Linked DNA regions of Homo sapiens: region 1 is linked to region 2. A link is a loop called in an ENCODE intact Hi-C map of the cell type or tissue named here. Cell type or tissue: ovary. All regions are shown on one strand. Links, peaks and the distances in the headings refer to the core of each region. The heading gives the core; the rest is flanking DNA.

Evidence for each region. Hi-C counts contacts between places; a loop is a spot of excess contacts. Peaks named below come from ENCODE experiments on the same cell type or tissue, not always from the same donor. Only the 100,000 strongest peaks of a DNase experiment are listed, where the experiment ranks them.
Region 1: a loop joins it to region 2, with 5 times the contacts of the local background. A loop is called at or near these places in 9 of 110 quality-filtered maps.

Annotation. Positions count from the first base shown.
Region 1 is chr16:69,843,958-69,853,762 of GRCh38, forward strand. The region is part of intron 6 of WWP2 (WW domain containing E3 ubiquitin protein ligase 2); the gene reads left to right. Among named protein-coding and RNA genes, the nearest start is that of MIR140, 84 kb to the right of the region's middle. In ovary, for the core only: no CTCF peak of the experiment used is centred there; a DNase peak (open chromatin) is centred at 5,294; H3K27ac peaks cover 941 bases.
Region 2 is chr16:69,926,469-69,935,592 of GRCh38, forward strand. It overlaps WWP2 (WW domain containing E3 ubiquitin protein ligase 2), which reads left to right. Exons shown (of 24, transcript NM_001270454.2): 12 at 2,980-3,061; 13 at 3,662-3,790; 14 at 4,684-4,759; 15 at 5,041-5,112; 16 at 5,334-5,422; 17 at 7,502-7,661. It overlaps MIR140 (microRNA 140), which reads left to right and starts at 6,613; the gene lies at 6,613-6,712. RefSeq lists silencers at 3,835-3,992, 7,194-7,384. In ovary, for the core only: a CTCF peak has its summit at 3,922 (motif pointing left); DNase peaks (open chromatin) are centred at 783, 1,123, 2,769, 3,836 and 1 weaker place; H3K27ac peaks cover 1,457 bases.

The sequences.
Region 1 (9,805 bases), core at 951-8,950, 82 kb before region 2:
CTTAAAAGATCCCTCTGAGGACAGCTGTCAGCTTCTCCAGATTTGGTTGTTTTGTGGGCTTATGAGGTTGTGGTGACTGGCAAGTGGCGGGAGCAAGACAAGATGGACGTTTGGATCTTTTTTCCGTACCTTTATTAGAAGCAGAGATGCCATTTCCCCATTCTCTTTTCTCCAAGTCACTGTAAAGGCGTTGCCTCACTCCCAAAGACCAGTCATGTTTTCCGTGTCTCGGTAGGTGACTTACAATAGTTGGGTCTCACGGGGTGATGAATGACAGTGTAACTGGCAAATCTTGTGTCAACAAAGCCATGATGGGCACCTGGAACTGGAGGAAACAATTTCTTAAGCTAGAACAGCGGTGGGCGAGGAATACTTGAGCATTTCACTCTTTTAGAGAGGAAGGAATACTTGAGTATTTCACTCTTTAGAGAGTGATGCCTTCTCAGCTTTGGTGCTAGTAACTACATCTTAGTCTTTTAGCTGAGTTGGAAAGTTTGTCTCAAACACACCCATATAACTTAATTTGGGGCTCAAAGTCAGATTCAGCTATTAACAAGTTTGGATCTAAATTCTTGACCTATTTACTGGTCTCTGAATTCCTCTAGTTGATCGACCTTGAAATTCAGAGATCCTGTTAAACCTCGTTTGTTGTCATTGGTGTTGAGAATGACACCAGGTCATCGGTGTTGCAGCAGCCAGGCTGCAACAGGAAATCGGATGCATTTTGGCCCATCACACGTGGTAGACATTCAGTGCTAGTTAGTTACTGGTGAGCAAGGTACCTTCCGATAGTGTAAGCCTTATCGGAGTCCTCTGCAGTCTGTTAGCTGCTGCAGGCTTTTACTACGTGTAGCATCTGAGTTTTCCCTGGCCTCTGCCATCTAAGTAACTATTCATTCTGCACTCACATGGAACCTGTTGCCATTCAGCAGGAAATATTTTTGCAAATATTATCCAAAGGCTGTCTCTTTGCCTCCTTAAAAGCCCCCTTTCCACTTTGCTGTTGCAGGTATGAAGGTCACTGTGCACACATGCTTATGACTGTAGGCGGTGGCCAAGGAGTCTATTGGATAAAGGTGTAGGGCTTTGGAATCAGGAGATGCAGATCGAATCCTGGCCTGTCATTTACTTGCTATATGATTTTGGATAAGTCACAAAACCTCTCGGATCCCCAGTTTTTTTCAGGTGTAAAGTGGGGGTATCACCTGTCTCACAGGGTTATTGTGGGAATGAACTGAGATGAGGCATGTCAGTCAGAGGGCCTTACACAACGGGAGCACTCGGTGGAAGTGGCAGTGGGTTTTCTTTGTATCTGGAGACTCGTTTGTGCATGCCTACCCCCCTTCCCTGCTAAGCCTGGGAAGTGAGGCATTACCGGTGCGTTTACATCAAGGACTGTAGTTGGGAGGTGATGAATCAGACCTTTGGGATCAAGGGCAGTCCTTTGCTGTCCTTGCTTTCTGGGGGCAGAGAGAATGATGGGCTTCTGCCTGCTGTCTCCCAGACTAAATATTTAGCTTTTGCTGTCTGAAGGGTAGGTTTTTCTTGGACTTGGGTGCTATTCACTGTGATCAAACAAAGGTGCTCTGACCTGCCCATGAAGGTGAAGACTGCGATGTCAAAGCAACCCTTTCCTCTCCTTCTTTCCTCTGCTTGGTAAAGCTGTAGAACTGGAACTGTGAAAGGGTTTTATCTGAGGGGTTCATTCGTCCAAGCTCATCCCGCAGAGCACCACTTGCTTGCTAAGCAAGGTCTCACAGCTCCATTTCTTAGTGGGATCTTGCCTCTTCTTCAAGAATAATCAGATGAAGCCTGGGCGTGGTGGCTCATGCCTGTAATCCCAGCACTTTGGGAGGCTGAGGCGGGCAGATCACTTGAGGTCAGGAGTTTGAGACCAGGCTGGCCAACATGGTGAAACCCTGTCTCTACTAAAAGTACAAAAATTAGCCAGGCATGGTGGTGTGTGCCTATAATCCCAGCTACTCAGAAGGCTGAGGCAGGAGAATTGCCTGAACCTGGGAGGCGGAGGTTGCAGTGAGCTGAGATCTAGCCACTGCACTCCAGCCTGGGTGACAGAGCCAGACTCCATCTCAAAAAAAAAAAAAAAAAAAAAGAATACTTATCTGGTCTGGCACATGGAAGCCAGCATGGGACTGCCACCAGCAATTCATGCGGCATACATTTGTTTGCCCACAGACTGTGTTAATATGGAATCAGAGGTCTGATTATGTAAAGAAAGAGTTATATCATAAATTGTCATACACTCTTATAATGGAATACTGTCTCACAGTAAAAATGGGTGAAAAATGGTTATATCCATATGGTGGAATCTTAGAAACATAATGTTGAACAAGAGAAGCAGGTCATAGAAAACAGTACCATAGTAGGATGTCATACGTAGAAAGTTGAAAAATGCAAAGCCAAACAATACATGTTGTATGGATACCTTCAGAGGCAGTAAAACTATAAAAAATGGATGGGGCTGGGTGTGGTGGCTCACGCCTGTAATCCCAGCATTTTGGGGAGGTCGAGGCGGATGGATCACTTGAGGTCAGGAGTTCAAGACCAGCCTGGCCAACATGGCGAAACTTCTTCTCTACTAAAAATATAAAAATTAGCTTGGCATGGTGGCGTGCACCTGTAATCCCTGCTATTCGGGAGGCTGAGGTAGGAGAATCACTTGAACCCCCGAGGTGGAGGTTGCAGTGAGCCGAGATTGCGCCACTGCACTCCAGCTGAGTGATGGAGTGAGACTCTGTCTCAAGAAAAAAAAAAAAAGAAAAAAGAATGGGAATAATGAATCCTGAATTCAGGAGGTTATCTTGGGAGGAGGCAGACAGGTGTAATGAGAAAAGAGTACAGAGAAAGTTTCTAAGATACTGGTCATGTTGTTTCTTTGCCTGGGTGGTGGCTCCCAAGTGTTCATTATTTTATTCTTCTTTAAACGAAATATATATTTAGAGTCTTGCTCTGTCACCCTGGCTAGAGTGCAGTGGCTCACCCACAGCTCACTGCAGCCTCAAAATCCTGGGCTCCAGGGATCCTCTTGCTTTAGCCTCCCAAGTAGCTGGGACTACAGGTGTGTGCCAGGCCCTACACCTGCTGCCAGGCTCTTTTTATTATTTATTTATTTATTTTTAAATTTGAGATGGAGTCTTGCTCTGTCGCCCAGGCTGGAGTGCAGTGCCACGATCTCGGCTCACTATAAACTCTGCCTCCCAGGTTCAAGCAATTCTCCTGTCTCATCCTCCAGAGTAGCTGGGACTACAGGCACATGCCACCATGCCCGACTAATTTTTGCATTTTTAGTAGAGACGGGGTTTCACCATATTGGTCAGGCTGGTCTCAAACTCCTGACTTCAGGCGATCCACGCACCTTGGCCTCCCAAAGTGCTGGGATTACAGGCATGAGCCACCATGCCCTGCCTTTTTATTTATTTTTCTTATTTTTTTTTTTTTTAATTTTTTTGAGATGGAGTTTCACTCTTGTTGCCCAGGGTGGACTGCAATGGTGCAAACTCAGCTCACTGCAACTTCTCTCTCCCAGGTTCAAGCTATTCTCCTGCCTCAGCCCCTGAGTAGCTGGGATTACAGGCATGCGCCACCATGCCTGACTAATTTTGTATTTTTAGTAGAGATGGGGTTTCTCCATGTTGGTCAGGCTGGTCTCGAACTCCCGACCTCAGGTGATCTGCCCGCCTCGGCCTCCTAAAGTGCTGGGATTACAGCTGTGAGCCACCGCGCCTGGCCAGGCTCTTTTTAATAACCCATTCTTGCAGGTTCCCAACAGAGAGAACTCACTCACCCCCATGAGAGGACATTAATTTATTCATGAGGGATCCACCCCCATGACCTAAACACCTCCCACTAGGTCTCACCTCCCAACTCTGCCACATTGGGAATCAAATTTCAACATGAATTTTGGTGGGGACAAACTGCATCCAAACCATAGCAGGGAGTCAAGTTGGAATGAAGCCCACAGGACTGTCTGTGAGTGGAGCTGCTCCTCCTAGCACCTCACGACTTCCTCTGGCTTGAATAACTGGCTCCTCTGTCTAGAATCTCAGTAAAATTTCCATAGTCATACAGGGAAATGGAACAACAACAACAAAATGAGAAGAATGCATTTAATTTGCTTTTTGATTCATAAAATTTTTCATTAATAGGGATTAACATAAGGGATCTTAGTTAAGAAGCTGTCAGCTGGGCGCAGTGGCTCAGCGTGCAGGCTGGGTGTAATCCCAGCGCTTTGGGAGGCTGAGGTGAGTGGATCACCTGAGGTCGGAAGTTCAAGACCAGCCTGACCAACATGGAGAAACCCCATCTCTTCTAAAAATACAAAGTTAGCCAGGCGTGGTGGCGCATGCCTGTAATCCCGGCTACGTGGGGAGCTGAGGCAGGAGAATCACTTGAATCTGGGAAGTGGAGGTTGTGGTGAGCCCAGATCGTGCCATTGCACTCCAGCCTGGTCAACAAGAGCAAAGCTCCATCTCAAAAAAAAAAAACAAACAAACAAGAAGCGAAGTGTCAATAGCTAGGTGCAGTGGCTCATGCCTGTAATCCCAGCACTTTGGGAGGCTGAGTTGGGAGGATTGCTTGAGCCCAGGAATTTGAGGCTATAGTGAGCCAAGATGGAGACCCTGCAATCCAGCCTGGGCAACAGAGCTAGATGCTGTTGCTAAAAAAAAAAAAAAAAAAAAAAAAGAAGCTATATATAGAGCCTTCAACAATTTATTTTCCTTTCTTATGTGTATATGTATTTAAGCTATTTTGTTTAAGAATGCATGTGAACGCACATGAGAGAGTGTGTATGTGTGTGTTTGTGTGTGCATGTAGGCCTGGGGACCTTGGATTTGCCTGTGGCCCTCATCAGCTGTCAGTAGTGGCCAGTGTTGGTCACAATCTGCATTTTAAGATGTCTTTCCCAGTGATTTTTTTACATGGAAAAGTTTCAGAGCCTCTTAGATAGTTTTCTTTCTCACTCCTTTACTCTTCTTTTTTTGTCCTGCTTTGATGAAAACATATCAGATTTATTGGCTCCCTTGCCTTGGCATTAACGGCCTCTGAAGATTTAAAAGATCTGTAATCTCGGAGACTTATAAAGCCTAACCGTCTCCGGTGAGCTCTAAATAGATCATCAACTGTGTCTGCAGACAGCCTATCCCAGAAAGGAAAGAAAAATAAACTCAGGCGGGTGTGAGTCCACTGTGAACACTTCAGGAAGTCCTGGGAGGGCCGGGGGAGAATTGGGAAGCAGAGCTAGCAGGGAGGAGGGGTGGAGGGTGGATAGGAGCTGAGCCTTGGGCACTAGGCCATTCTCACAGTCATTGTTGGCTGGCGGTTGCCACCCCTCCTTCCACTGAGGTGACTAAAGGCTGCTTGATTGGGAACTGCAGTTATTTAGAGATGTTGCCCTGTCAGCAGGAAAGTCCTCCCATGCAGTAGCTTATGCTTAAAATCTGGGTATTGCCTCATTTCTGTTGCTGGGGAAGACAATGGAATAAGTGTTATTTATTTATTTATTTATTCATTCATTCATTCATTCATTCATTCATTCAGTTATAATTAAGACATAGTCCCTGCTCAAAGTCCCTGCTTGTAGGCAGGGCTTTCTTCTGAGCAGTTGGTAAATATGGAATAGGATTGAGACAGTGGTCAAGGGTCCCACTGCATTCTCCAAGCCAGACGTTGAAAAGTAATCATGGCTGGGCATGGTGGCTGTATGCCTGAGTCCCAGCTCTTTGGGAGGCTGAGGCAGAAGGATCGCTTGAGGCCAGGAGTTTGAGGCTGCAGTGAGTTATGATCGTGCCACTGCACTCCAGCCTGGACAACATAGGGAGACCCTGTCTCTTAAAAAAAAAATCATGGAGATTAATTACACACTCATTTATACATTGGTTTATTTTGCATCAATTAAAATGATACATGGTACCTTATTATACATTTATTTATTGCATAGATATTTATTTGGCATTTACTCTGTATGAGCCTAGAGAGATGTTTATAATGCCAGATGTGGCATGCGCCAGAAAGCTGGTTATAAACTAGGAGGAAGGAAGGCAAATCTCTGCCGTTGAAGGCAATATTCACTTGATATACATGAATGCCAGGCTCTGAGCTGTCGTGGTGATTAAAAGATGAAAAGTCGGCCGGGCGCAGTGGCTCACGCCTGTAATCCCAGCACTTTGGGAGGCCAAGGTGGGCAGATCATGAGGTCAGGAGATTGAGACCATCCTGGCTAACACGGTGAAACCCCGTCCCTACTAAAAATACAAAAAAATTAGCCGGGCGTGGTGGTGTGCGCCTGTAGTCCCAGCTACTCGGGAGGCTGAGGCAGGAGAATGGTGTGAACCCAGGAGGTGGAGCTTGCAGTGAGCCGAGATCACACCACTGCACTCCAGCCTGGGCAACAGACTGAGACTCCATCTCAAAAAAAAAAAAAAAATGATGAAAAGTCAGGGTCCCTGACATCAGGGAGTGTCTCTAGTAGGAGACAGATGCATGGATGAGTTAGAGTCTAGTGTGATGGATCCATGGTGATGGTATGTACACATGCAAGAGGAATGTAGTGGGACATTACCTAGATATGCCTGGGAGATTTGGGGAAGACCTCCCACATTTGAGCAGTATTTTGAAGGAGTTTGCCAGACCGACGAAGTGGGGTTCAGGGATGTCACTGCAGGCAGAGGGTACAGCATGAGTGAAGGCAAGGAGGAGTAAGAGAACTTGATGTATTTGAGGAAATAAAAGTCATTTAGAAATGTTGACATGTAAGATATTAGGGATGATAGCGTAGCAAACTAGGGTTTGCAGGCTGAATCCAGCCTGCCATCTGCTTTTTTGTTGGTGTTCTTGTTTGTTTGTTTGTTTTTGCTGGGTGAAATCTGCCGTGTTTTTTTTAGAGCACTTTTAGGTTCCCCCAAACATATATACTCTCTTCCCCACTATCAACATCCCCCACCAGAGTGGTACATTTGTTAGAATGATGAGCCTGCATTGACACATCATTGTCACTCAAAGTCCAAAATGTATATTAGGTTTCACTCTTTAATTTTTTTTTTTTTTTTTTGGACAGAGTCTCGCTCTGTCATTCCACTGGCTGGAGTGCAGTGGCTCAATCTCAGCTTACTGCAACCTCTGCCTCCCAGGTTCAAGTGAGTCTCATGCCTCAGCCTCCTGAGTAGCTGGGATTACAAGCATTCACCACCATGCCCAGCTAATTTTTTTTTTTTGTATTTTTAGTAGAGATGAGGTTTCCCCATGTTGGCCAGGCTGGTCTTGAACTCCTGGACTCAAGTGATCCACGTGCCTTGGCCCTCACATGTATCCACCATTACTCTGTCATACAGAGTAGTTTCACTGCCCTGTGCTTCATCTATTCATCTCTCCCTCCCGTCCCCAGCCCATTGTAACCACTGATATTTTATTGTCTGCATAGTTTTGCCATTTCCAGAATGTCGTATAGCTGGATCATAGAGTATATAGCCTTGTCAGATTGGCTTCTTTCACTTAGTAATTGGGATTTACGTTTCTTTCACGTCTTCTCATGGCTTGATATTTTGGGTACTGAATAATATTTCATTGTCTGCATGTACCACAGTTTATCCATTCACTTTTACATTCCTCCTCCACAGTTTATTCATTCATTTACTGGTTGCTTCCAAGTTTTGGCAATGATGAATAATAAAGCTGCCATAAACATTAGTGTGCAGGTTTCTGTGCAGATAAAAGTTTTCAACTCGGTCGGGAACGGTGGCTCATGCCTGTAATCCTAGCACTGTGGGAGGCCGAGGCAGGCATATCGCAAGGTCAAGAGATCCAGACCATCCTGGCCAACATAGTGAAACCCCATCTCTAGTAAAAATACAAAAAAAAATTAGCTGGGCGTGGTAGTGCGCTCCTGGAGTCCCAGCTACTCGGGAGGCTGAGGCAGGAGAATAGCTTAAATCTGGGGGGTGGAGTTTGCAGTGAGCTGAGATCACGCCACTGCACTCCAGCCTGGCGACAGAGCAGCGAGATTCCAGCTAAAACAAAACAAAACAAAACAAAACAAAGTTTTTAACTTGCTTGGGTAAATACAAAGGAACATGATTGCTGGGTCATATGGTAAAAGTATGCTTAGTTTTGTAAGAAACTGCTAAACTGTTTTCCAAAACGGCTGCACCAGTTTGCATTGCCACCAGCAGTGAGTGAGAGTTCCTGTTGCTCCACATCTTCACCAGGTTTGATGTAGTCCATTTTCTGGATTTTGGCTATTCTAATGGGTATCTAGTGATATCTCACTTTAATTTGCATTTCCTGGATGATATATGATGTGGAGAGTCTCTTTTTTTTTTTGAGAAAGAGCCTCACTCTGTTGTCCAGGCTGGAGTGCAATGGTGTGATCTCGGCTTACTGCACCCTCCACCTCCTAGGTTCAAGTGATTCTCCTGCCTCAGCCTCCTGAGTAGCTGGGTGGCACCTGCCACCACGCCCAGCTAATTTTTTTGTATTTTAAGTAGAAACTGGGTTTCACCATGTTGGCCAGGTTGGTCTCGAACTCCTGACCTCAGGTGATCCGCCCACCTCGGCCTCCCAAAGTGCTGGGATTACAGGCATGAGCTGCCTTGCCCGGCCTATGATATGGAGAGTCTTTTCATATGCTTATATTCCATCTGTATATCTTCTTTGGCAGGGTGTCTGTTCAGGTCCTTTGCCCATTTTAAAAATCTGGTTGTTCATGTTCTTATTGTTGAGTTTTAAGCATTTTTTGTATATTTTGGATAGCAGTTCTTTATCAGATATATGTTTTGCCAATATTTTCTCCCAGTCTGCGGCTTGTCTTCTCATTCTCTTTACCACCTGTTTTTGGAAATACAGTTTTATTTTTATATGGCCATACTCATTTATTTTCATATTGTCTGTGGCTACTTTCATGCTACGATGGTATGTTAAGTAGTTAGAACAGAGATCTTATGGTCAGCAAAACCTAAAAGATTTACGATTTGGCTCTTTGCAGAAAGTTTGCCAGTCCCTGGCTGTAGGAGATGGTTTGAAGGCAAGAGCAGTTCACAAAGGGTCTTTTGTGTTTTACTGAGGACTGTAGATTTTATTCTTTGGAGACAGGGAACCAGTGGATTTTGAGCAAGGCAATGGTAAGGCTATTTCTGCGGTAAATTATTCAGGAAAGTAGTCTAATGGATGAATTCGGAGCTATATCAGTTGGGGTTCATTGCAGGAAACAGAAAACACTCTAGGTATTTTGAGCAGAAAAGGATTTAATATGGGGAATTAGATGCTTATAAAAGTCACTGGATGGGCTGATGCAATAGGAGTGAGGGGTCTCCCTGAGGTCTTTGGTTACAGGCTCACAGGCTTGCAGCTCCAGTTCACATGCCAAGAAACTACTGTGCCCTTGCAACCGCTTTATGTATTTGAAGTGGGTGTGCAGGCGATGAGGCATGGTGTCTGCTGGAGCCCCTGCCAGTCACCACCACCACAGGACAAATGGCTTCTGCCTTCCTTCTGCTTTCCAACCTTTCTGCAAGAACTTCTCATTGGTGCAACCTAAATCACACCCAGAGCCTATCTGCAGGAGGGTCTGGAAGTCTTCTAGGCCCTGCAGTGCGTCAGGGCGGGCATATGGGATAGAAGAGGGTGGGAATGTCTGATACAGTGGGGCTGAGACCAGACTCAGGGACTGACGAAGAGGACTGTTGCAGGAACTGGTGAGGTTACAATTGATGACTAGCCTTGGGCAGTAGCGAATAGAGAGGAGACAAGAGAAATACCTAGGAGGTGTAATTAAGCAGGACTGCATGGCTGG
Region 2 (9,124 bases), core at 227-8,226:
TGATAGGATGGGCATCTGATGCCTGGAAACATGCAGGTTTGGAGCTGGATCTTCTCGATGCAGACACTTCTGCTCTCGGGTAGTTATTTAAGAGGTTGTGTCAACCCTGTTATACCTGCAGGGTACCACTTAGTCAATGAGCACTGCAGTCCAGTGTGCCAGAAGGGCCTTCTGGTCCTTCTGATTGGAGAGATCATTTAGTGAAGCTTCCACACATTTGTTGATGTTCAGCTTGGGGATCCCTTACGCAGATAGCTGCCCCACATGGCTCCCTGGACCAAAGAAAGATCATTAGTATCTCAGAGATTGGCAGCAACTCCAATGCGAGAGAGTAAAACTCTGAAGACCCTGCGTCGTCAGTAGGCAGGGGAAAATGCGTCAGATTAAACAAGAATCTGTACTGCTGTTTAGTAGCCAGTGGCATAGAAGCCGGGGACTTCTAGTGTATTTCAGGCTCTGTAGAGGCAGGTGATGTAGCCCAGTCAAGTGGGTTTTCATGCCAGTTCTGCTGAGTGATGGTCACCAGGTAAGCACAGCTGATGGAGACTTGAAAACAGCTCTCGAATGCTAAGTGTGGAAATATTTGAGATAGAAATGGAGGAGCCGTGGTCAGAGTCGATACTGTTAATGAACGATCAGAAAAAAACCCACAAAACTGTCATAGTCTAGAATTAAGAGGAAGAACATTCTGGCTAAAGGCCAGGGCTCCTTCTGAATCTCAGATCCTTGGGGATCTGTGTTGGCTGCCCCAGGGCTGTGGCTGGGGCCGGCTCCCCAGGGCTCACCGAGAATGAACAGGAAGAACAGCCAGACCAAGTGAGAGTGATCGGCAGCTTGCTAACCCAGCCTGCTGGTGTCCCTCTCTGCTGCCCCAGGAGAGACCCCGCATCTTCCCCACACACTGCTGTGGGACTCAGGACACCTCGGGTTCAGATCCACATCTGCCCTCGGCAGCCCTGACCCTGGGCCTGTGGCTGAATATGTCTGAGTCCCTTTGTCCTAAAATGAGGTCGAGCCAGGTGTTCCTGGGGTCTTTCCCAGCCCCCAACTGAAACTGAATGCCGCGAGGCAGCCAGCCGGCCTTGGGAGGCCTCCACACAGCAGCAGTGCCAGAAATGACGACACAGGCCTCAAGCCCGCTGGACAGATCCCCCTGGCCCTGTGGTTAGCCTTGGCTTTGGCCCTTAACAGGGCAGACGTGGAGGATCTAGTTCAAAGCAGTAGCTTCGGGGCTGGGAGCAGCCCCTCCCCTGGAAACCTCTTGGGAAGCCTTCCTTCTGTGTGTTCTGAGGTGGTGGTAGCTCTGTAACAGCTCTGGGCACCTCCTGTTCTTTCTTTCCTTTGGCTTTCTTTTATTTATTTTTTATTTACAAAATAGAGATGAAGTCTCGCTGTGTTGCCCAGGCTGGTCTCGAACTCCTGGGCTCGAGCGATCCTCCTGCCTCAGCCTCCCAAAGTGCTGGGATTACAGGCGTGATCCACCGTGCCCAGCCTGTCTTTATTTTTATTTTATTTATTTGTTTTTCCAGCTTTACTGAGGTATGATTGACAAATAATGTCTGTTTGTAAAATTTCAGTCGAGTCATAGATACCAGGTAAGGCAGAGAGTGGGAGGGAGACTGAGGCCTTGGTCTGGTGTTGGGAGCACTGCAGCTCGAGTCTTGGAGTCAGGAGGGGGTTGTTGCACTTCCCTGTTCTGCTCCTTTTTCAGCTTTCTGGTTCCCTGTAGCTTCTGGAACTGATTATTTTTGTTTCTTTAATGCTGCCCTGTCTTGTAAAAGGAGAGCCATTAGCATCATTTGTTTTCAGGAGAGAAGCAGATTTGAAGGCTCAGGAACTTCCTGGGAAAGGTGACCTCTTTTGAGCCAAGAGCTTTACCCCCTAGTTTTTTGTTTTTTTTTTCTCCTGTCTACCTGGAGCTGAGAGGTTATCCCTTTCAATCCCTCTCAAGGTCCAGAATCACCAGCTAGGGTTGGGTCTGCCCCTGGAGCACAGACTCCTCCCTTGGGGACCCCAGAGCCCTTATCAGTATATCAGTAAAGGGCAAGAGAACAGAGATTGTTCAGAGCAGAGGAAAAGTGTATTTGTTCCCCAGCCCCACTCCATGAACATTCCCCTGTCTCAAAGCACATACTTAGGCCTAAGAACAGGATAGGCAGGCCAGGCACGGTGGCTTATTGCCTGTAATCCCAGTACTTTGGGAGGCTGAGGCGGGAGGATCACTTGAGGCCAGGAGTTCGAGACCAGCCAGGACAACATAGCGAGACCCTGTCTTTATATAAAAAAGAAAAAAAAGATACAAGTCTAAGAAGAGGCTGGGCAGTGTAAGTGTCCTCAGCCCCAGATATCATTTATTTGCTTATAAGCAAGAAAGAGGCGTGCCAGGGTATGAGAGTTTTAGAACAAGACTTAGCCTGTAAGTGGGAGAAGAGGGAGAACTTGGAGGGTACAGGGGCGCAGGGTGCAGAGCACTGATCAGAGAGGTGCGAGGGAAATGCAGCCACTCCATAAGGACCACGCCCTGTAGGACAGAGGCGCCCAGGTTAGCTGCATGCAGTGCAGAGGGTCCCAGGACCAGGGATCAGCTGTGAGGGACTTGGGTGGGGGGCCTGGCGGGTTAGGGACTGCCCGGCTTCCATGCTGCACACAGCTGGGAGCAATTATGCCTCTGGTTTGAGCTGTGCTGCTCCCTCTGGGTGGCCACACCACCCCCTCCCTCCGACCAATCAACCAAAGAAGTGCTTCATCTCGAGTTGGAAGTATGTCACCCCCGCCCCCCACCACCAACAAGGAAGGACCCTCTTTGTCCCTTTCCCAGTGACAAGTGTGAGTGAGCTTGGCTTTGGCTGGTTCTTCTCTAACAGGCTGACAACAGGGAGATAAACTCAGACCCAGCACCCAGGAGGTGGGAACCTCAGGGAAAGGACACCGGCTCTCCGTGTTTGAATCTGATGTTCTTTCTTTCTTCTCATGTGGCAGAGAAGAGACAGGACAATGGACGGGTGTATTACGTGAACCATAACACTCGCACGACCCAGTGGGAGGATCCCCGGACCCAGGGGTAAGGACTTGGGCTGAGAGGGGGGCCGGGCTGGGCTGGGTCTCTGTGCAGCTCCAGCACTGGGCAGGTGGCTTTGGACTGCATCGTCCCAGAGGGCTGATGTCAGGGACCTTTAGCCACACACAAGTGTCTTGAGACTCTCACCGTACAGATACACTGTTGGCCTGATGAGAGCTTAAAAGGGGTTTCTTAAATAGACCTTCCTGGTGGATGGAGGGCGGCCCGGCTGGCGGGTGTTGCTGGTCTCCATACTGATTGTGCTGGCTGCTGATAATTGGATTGCAAAAAGGTTGAGGGCATCCTGGTCTCCCAACACCCCCAAGTGAAGCTGTGCTGGGGCACAGGGTGCCTCAGGATTGCTGGTGGCTGCTCAGTCCAATGCCATCCATGCAGGGCTGGGTTTTTGGCCATGAGATAATAAGTGACCTCTCCGTGCTGCAGAACTGTTCTCACGACTTGGGTCATGCTTCTTGGGTGCATGTCCTCAAAGTCCCTCATGGGCTCTGCAGAGACAAAGCCACACTTTGAGGACCCAGCCTCCAACCACCAAGGTCCAGAAGGTGGGGCCAGCCCTTCACCCTTTTCTTCCCGTGTTTCCAGGATGATCCAGGAACCAGCTCTGCCCCCAGGATGGGAGATGAAATACACCAGCGAGGGGGTGCGATACTTTGTGGACCACAATACCCGCACCACCACCTTTAAGGATCCTCGCCCGGGGTTTGAGTCGGGGTAAGGACTTTGTGCAGGTAGCAGCAGTGTCAGGAGCCGAGGCCCAGGCTGTCCTTGTTCTGGCTCTGGGAGGCCCACTTTGGGTGGCCCCTGTGGTGCGTTCTACTGCCCTTACTGCCCTCTAGTGGCCAATGTTGATGTCATATTAAAGGGGATGGGAGGATAGCTTGAGCCCAGGAGTTTGAGACCAGCCTGGACAACATAGCGAGACCGTGTCTCCACAACAATAAAAAAGATTAACCAGGCTGAGAAAAATGGCAAGACCCCATCTCTACAAAAAAAAATTAAAAATTAGCTGGATGTGGTGGTGCATGCCTGTAGTCCCAGCTACATAGGAGGCTGAGGTGGGAGGATCCCTTGAGCTCAGGAGTTTGAGGCTGCAGTGAGCTATGATGGCACCACTGCACTCCAGCTCAGGTGACAGAGTGAGTCCCTGTTTCTAAAAAATAATAATACATTTAAAATTAGCTCGGTGTGGTAGCACACTCCTGTAGTCCTAGCTACTTGGAAAGCTAAAGCGGGAGGATCGCTTAAGACCAGGAATTCGAGGCCGCAGTGAGCCATGATCACACCACTGCACTGCAGCCTGGGTGACAGAGCAAGACCCCGTCTCTAGAAAACGAACAAACAAATAAATAAGATGGGATGGGGAGGAAGGGACTATCCTGTTTATTCCGAATGACACTAGAGTTATTTCTCTAAAAGCAAGAAGTCTGGCTTTATTTCTAGATTTTCTTTTTTATTCTTCAAGGATCTTAATGACAGTCACTTCCTCACCTTACATTACTAATCTTTAAATTAACATAGCACCAGCTTTCCTTAGGGCTGACAAAGACAAATTGTTCATTTTCTGAGAAATCGCATGAACCCCTGAACATCTTTGCTCTTCCTAGGACGAAGCAAGGTTCCCCTGGTGCTTATGACCGCAGTTTTCGGTGGAAGTATCACCAGTTCCGTTTCCTCTGCCATGTGAGTTCTGGTACTGGGGCTCCCGTGGCAGTTGGGGTTATTGAGTTATTTCAGTGTGAGTTCCCGGCACAGCAGCAGGTATCGGAATGTTTGTGTCTTAGGCGGGCGCAAGACACTTGTCTAACCCGGAGCTGGCTGTCTCTAGGAAGCTAGTTTTCATTCCTAGGGCACATGCTATTGCCTCCTGGCCCAGCAGGCTGGGGAATGCCTGTTCATACAGACAGGAGAACAGATGACCACTTGAGGCTCGATTTAAAGTTCTTTTCTTTTTTTTTTTTCAGTCAAATGCCCTACCTAGCCACGTGAAGATCAGCGTTTCCAGGCAGACGCTTTTCGAAGATTCCTTCCAACAGGTTAGATCATGGTGCCCGAAACCAGTGGCAGGCCGACGCCCTCCTCCCAGCACCCCATCTCCTATCGCGTGGCCTGTTAAACCCACACTGCAGACTTTCCAGGGCGTGAGTCTTGGTGACTGTGTCTGCTGGATATTGGGCCTTAGAGTCCCCTGTCCCTCCCGCCCCTGCCTGCTGTGGAAGGGAGAGTGGCAGGCTGGCCCGATGCTCTGTCTTCCCAGATCATGAACATGAAACCCTATGACCTGCGCCGCCGGCTCTACATCATCATGCGTGGCGAGGAGGGCCTGGACTATGGGGGCATCGCCAGGTGAGCTTGAGTGCCCCGGAAGGCTGCCCTGTACCCCGCTTCCCCAGGCTACAGCATCAATGGCCAGAAAGCTGCCTGCCCCCTGCTCACATTCCCTCCCAAAGCTCTCATGCATCTTCAGGAATGGGCACAGTGTGGCATTCAAAATACGTGAACCCGCCAGGCGCGGTGGCTCACGCCTATAATCCCAGCACTTTGGGAGGCTGAGGCAGGTGGATCACCTGAGGTCGGGGGTTCGAGACCAGCCTGACCAACATGGAGAAACCCCGTCTCTATTAAAAATACACAATTAGCTGGGCGTGGTGGTGCATGCCTGTAATCCCAGCTCCTGGGGAGGCTGAGGCGGGAGAATCGCTTGAACCTGGGAGGCAGGAGGTTGCAGTGAGCCGAGATCGTGCCATTGCACTCCATCCTGGGCAACAAGAGCGAAACTCCATCTCAAAAACAAAACAAACAAAAAAACAAAATACGTGAATCCATGTGGCCAGTCCATTGGGCCTGGAACAGGGGCCTGGGGTGCCCCACTGGGCTGGACATTAAGCCTTTAGTTACTGGGTCATGAGGCGACGGAGGACTCCTGGGAGGGGCGAGAGCTCAGTACAATGGCTCTGTTATCTACCAATGTGTCATGTTTCTGTACTTTAACAACCAGGCCAGCAGCATCTGGGCAGTTGAATATAGGGGCCATGTGGTCATCCATTAGAGTTGACCCTGGGATCCCCTCCTCTTAAGGCAGCCAGGGCAGGTGAAGTCAGGTGTCCCCGTGTGGATAAGCTGTGTCACGATCCACAGGGCCTTGAGCAGGGCTCAACTGCATGTCACATGCCTGGGGTCAGTAAAACTGTAACGGCTTATGTCACCCTAAAAAGAGTCCAAAGCATTGTCTTGCCTTCACCCTGGTCCACCCATAAAAGTTAACAGGCCCTCTGGGAAATGCTGCCTTGGACAGCAGGGCAGAAGGGCCCCGGCAGAGAGAGAGAGCGCTGTGGCCCGCAGCGACCTCTCCGCTCGAGACCTCTCCCGGTGTGGGCATGTCTTCCCGCTTGGTGTTGGGTTAACTTGCTTCTGGTCCTCTGTTCGGTGGTGGCGTTGCCTTCTGCGCTGGCCCCGTGGATGGATGTTCCTTTTTTCCGTGGTGACCTCCTCTCCAGGCTCTGCTTGGTGGGCTTCTGGTGTGGCCGCGCCCTGTGTGTGTCTCTCTCTGTGTCCTGCCAGTGGTTTTACCCTATGGTAGGTTACGTCATGCTGTTCTACCACAGGGTAGAACCACGGACAGGATACCGGGGCACCCTCTGCGTCGACGGACTCCTCGTCTGCCCAGCCACAAACAGCCCAGCAGCTGGGGACTGGCCCCCTTGGGACATCCCCTTGCTGGTTTAGCTCAAGCCCAAAAGGACTCTGAATTCATGCCTGAGGCTCGCACCCAGGGCACGGGTGTTGGTTCAGATGAATGCGTGGAAGTGTGGGAACGGGGATGGTGTTGGGGTCTGGGGGTGAAGGGAGGGCAAAGTGCAAGAGTGTTGCATAGCTGGTGGGCATGAGGTTTCTCATCTGAAGGCAGCATGGATTACATTGTCATGGATCGGGGTTGGAAATGTGTTGCTGTGTATTTACGTTATGTTGCCCGCCCAGGTAGAGTGGAAACAGGGTAGTTACTATTCAAACAGAACCTTTGCAGAAAAATTATTGTAATAAACATGCATCGTGCCCTTGTGCAGTGCACAGCCTAGGCAACTGAGCATGGTGACCCAGGGTACAAGGACCCCCTTTACCATTAGAAGCTCTGGATATTGTGATGTAAAGTCTTGGAACACATCACCTGGGAGCCGACAATCACACGTTTTCCCAAATATCATCCTCAAATGCAGTTGCCGCCCTGGTTCACTGTAGGTCTGAGCCTGCCCTGTTCACTGACCAGCTGTTCATATAGGTTAGCCCGGGTGCTTGTCACAGGGCTCGACTCCCTGGGACACGTGTCCCCATACTAACCTGAGACACGATGGTGAAGAGACACAGCTCCTGTGCAGATGTGCACGAAGGGACCCATTATTCTTGTCTTTTCTGTCTCTTCCCTCACAGAGAGTGGTTTTTCCTCCTGTCTCATGAGGTGCTCAACCCTATGTATTGTTTATTTGAATATGCCGGAAAGAACAATTACTGCCTGCAGATCAACCCCGCCTCCTCCATCAACCCGGACCACCTCACCTACTTTCGCTTTATAGGCAGATTCATCGCCATGGTAAGGGGGCCCCAGGGGTCTGCCTAGTTCCCTCCTCCTCTCCCTCCTCTTCCCTCTCCTGGTGAAGTGTGCCAGGGGCACCAGGGGAATCTGCTCTTTCTCTGAGACCTCCAGGAAGGGGCAGCATTGGAGGAGGCCCTGGGCCTGTTCACCAGGAGGCAGCGTGGCGTGAACGGCAGCCCCCGTGGACTGGCTCACCCTCTCGGGGCTCCACCCTTTGCCCCCATAGAGCTCGTAACCTAAAAATGCAAGAAGCTAGAGAGAGTTCTGGAGAAACCAGAGCTTTCTCAGTGGCTGCCCTGTAGGTAGTGAAGAGTTTCCATGTTGCTTTGTACAGGACTTGTCAAGAGGGAGCCCAGGGTCGCTGGGCCACAGACTTTACTGAACATTAAATATGTGCTCTGTTGAGGGCCTTGGGATGACAGGGCCAGGTGAAACCATAGCTGCCCACCTGCTGCCTGTCTCTGGGAGGTGACACTGTCACGGCATTTGGGAATGTCCCACTGAGACACTAAGCCTTCTGGAAGGGCATTTGGAATCAACACTAGTGTAGAACAAAACGTAAAGTCTGTGGCCCAGAGACCCTGGGCCCCCTCTTGACAAGTCCTATGCAAAGCAACATGGAAACTCTTCAGTACCTACAGGGCAGCCACTGAGAAAGCTCTGGTTTCTCCAGAACTATCTCCAGCTTTTTACATTTTTAGGTTACCAGCTCTATGGGGGCGAAGGGTAGAGCCCAGAGAGGGCGCGCCAGTCCATGGGCGCTGCCGTTCACGCCACGCTGCCTCCTGGTGAACAGTAGACTGGCTGGTGCAGGGTGTAGGGACATCTGTCAGAAAGTGAGCCAGTTCTGGGGAGGGGCGTCCCAGCGTCTGTATTTAACTGGAAAGAGGGACACAATGTGAATATGGAAAGGGAGGTCCTGCCACGTGCCCCGTTGAGGGTCCTGGGAGCGTGGAGAACCCGGATTGAGAAGCGGAGCCCGTGGGAGGCACAGCGCGGGAGCCACATGCATAGCTGGAGATGTTTCAATTCTCCTTTCCTTCGCTTCTTCCCCTGCCTTCCTGAGTGTCCCACCCGGCTCCCCTCTTAGGAGGACCCAAGCGCCCCATGAGCCTGTGACTAAATATGGCCGGCCCTTCCCATCGTCGAGGAGTTCTTGGCCAAGGTGCTGGGCTCTGGAAATGGGCACATTCTTCCCAGGTCTAGAGACCCGCCTGGCCCAGCAGCCAGCAGGACAGACCGGTAAAACCCTAGACTATTACTCACCATTGGCCGCCAGCTCTCGCTGTCGGCGGTGTCTGCATTATTTTTGGCTGCCTTTGCCACCCACCCTGAGCGCCAGTGAATCAGGGCTGCCACCTGCAGCTGTTCAGAGCAAGCCTTTTCTGTGAGCGTGGGGCAGACCTTTGCTAGGCCAGGAGCCAGCCGGCCAGCGTGCGGGGCAGATGCGGGCCCGGACG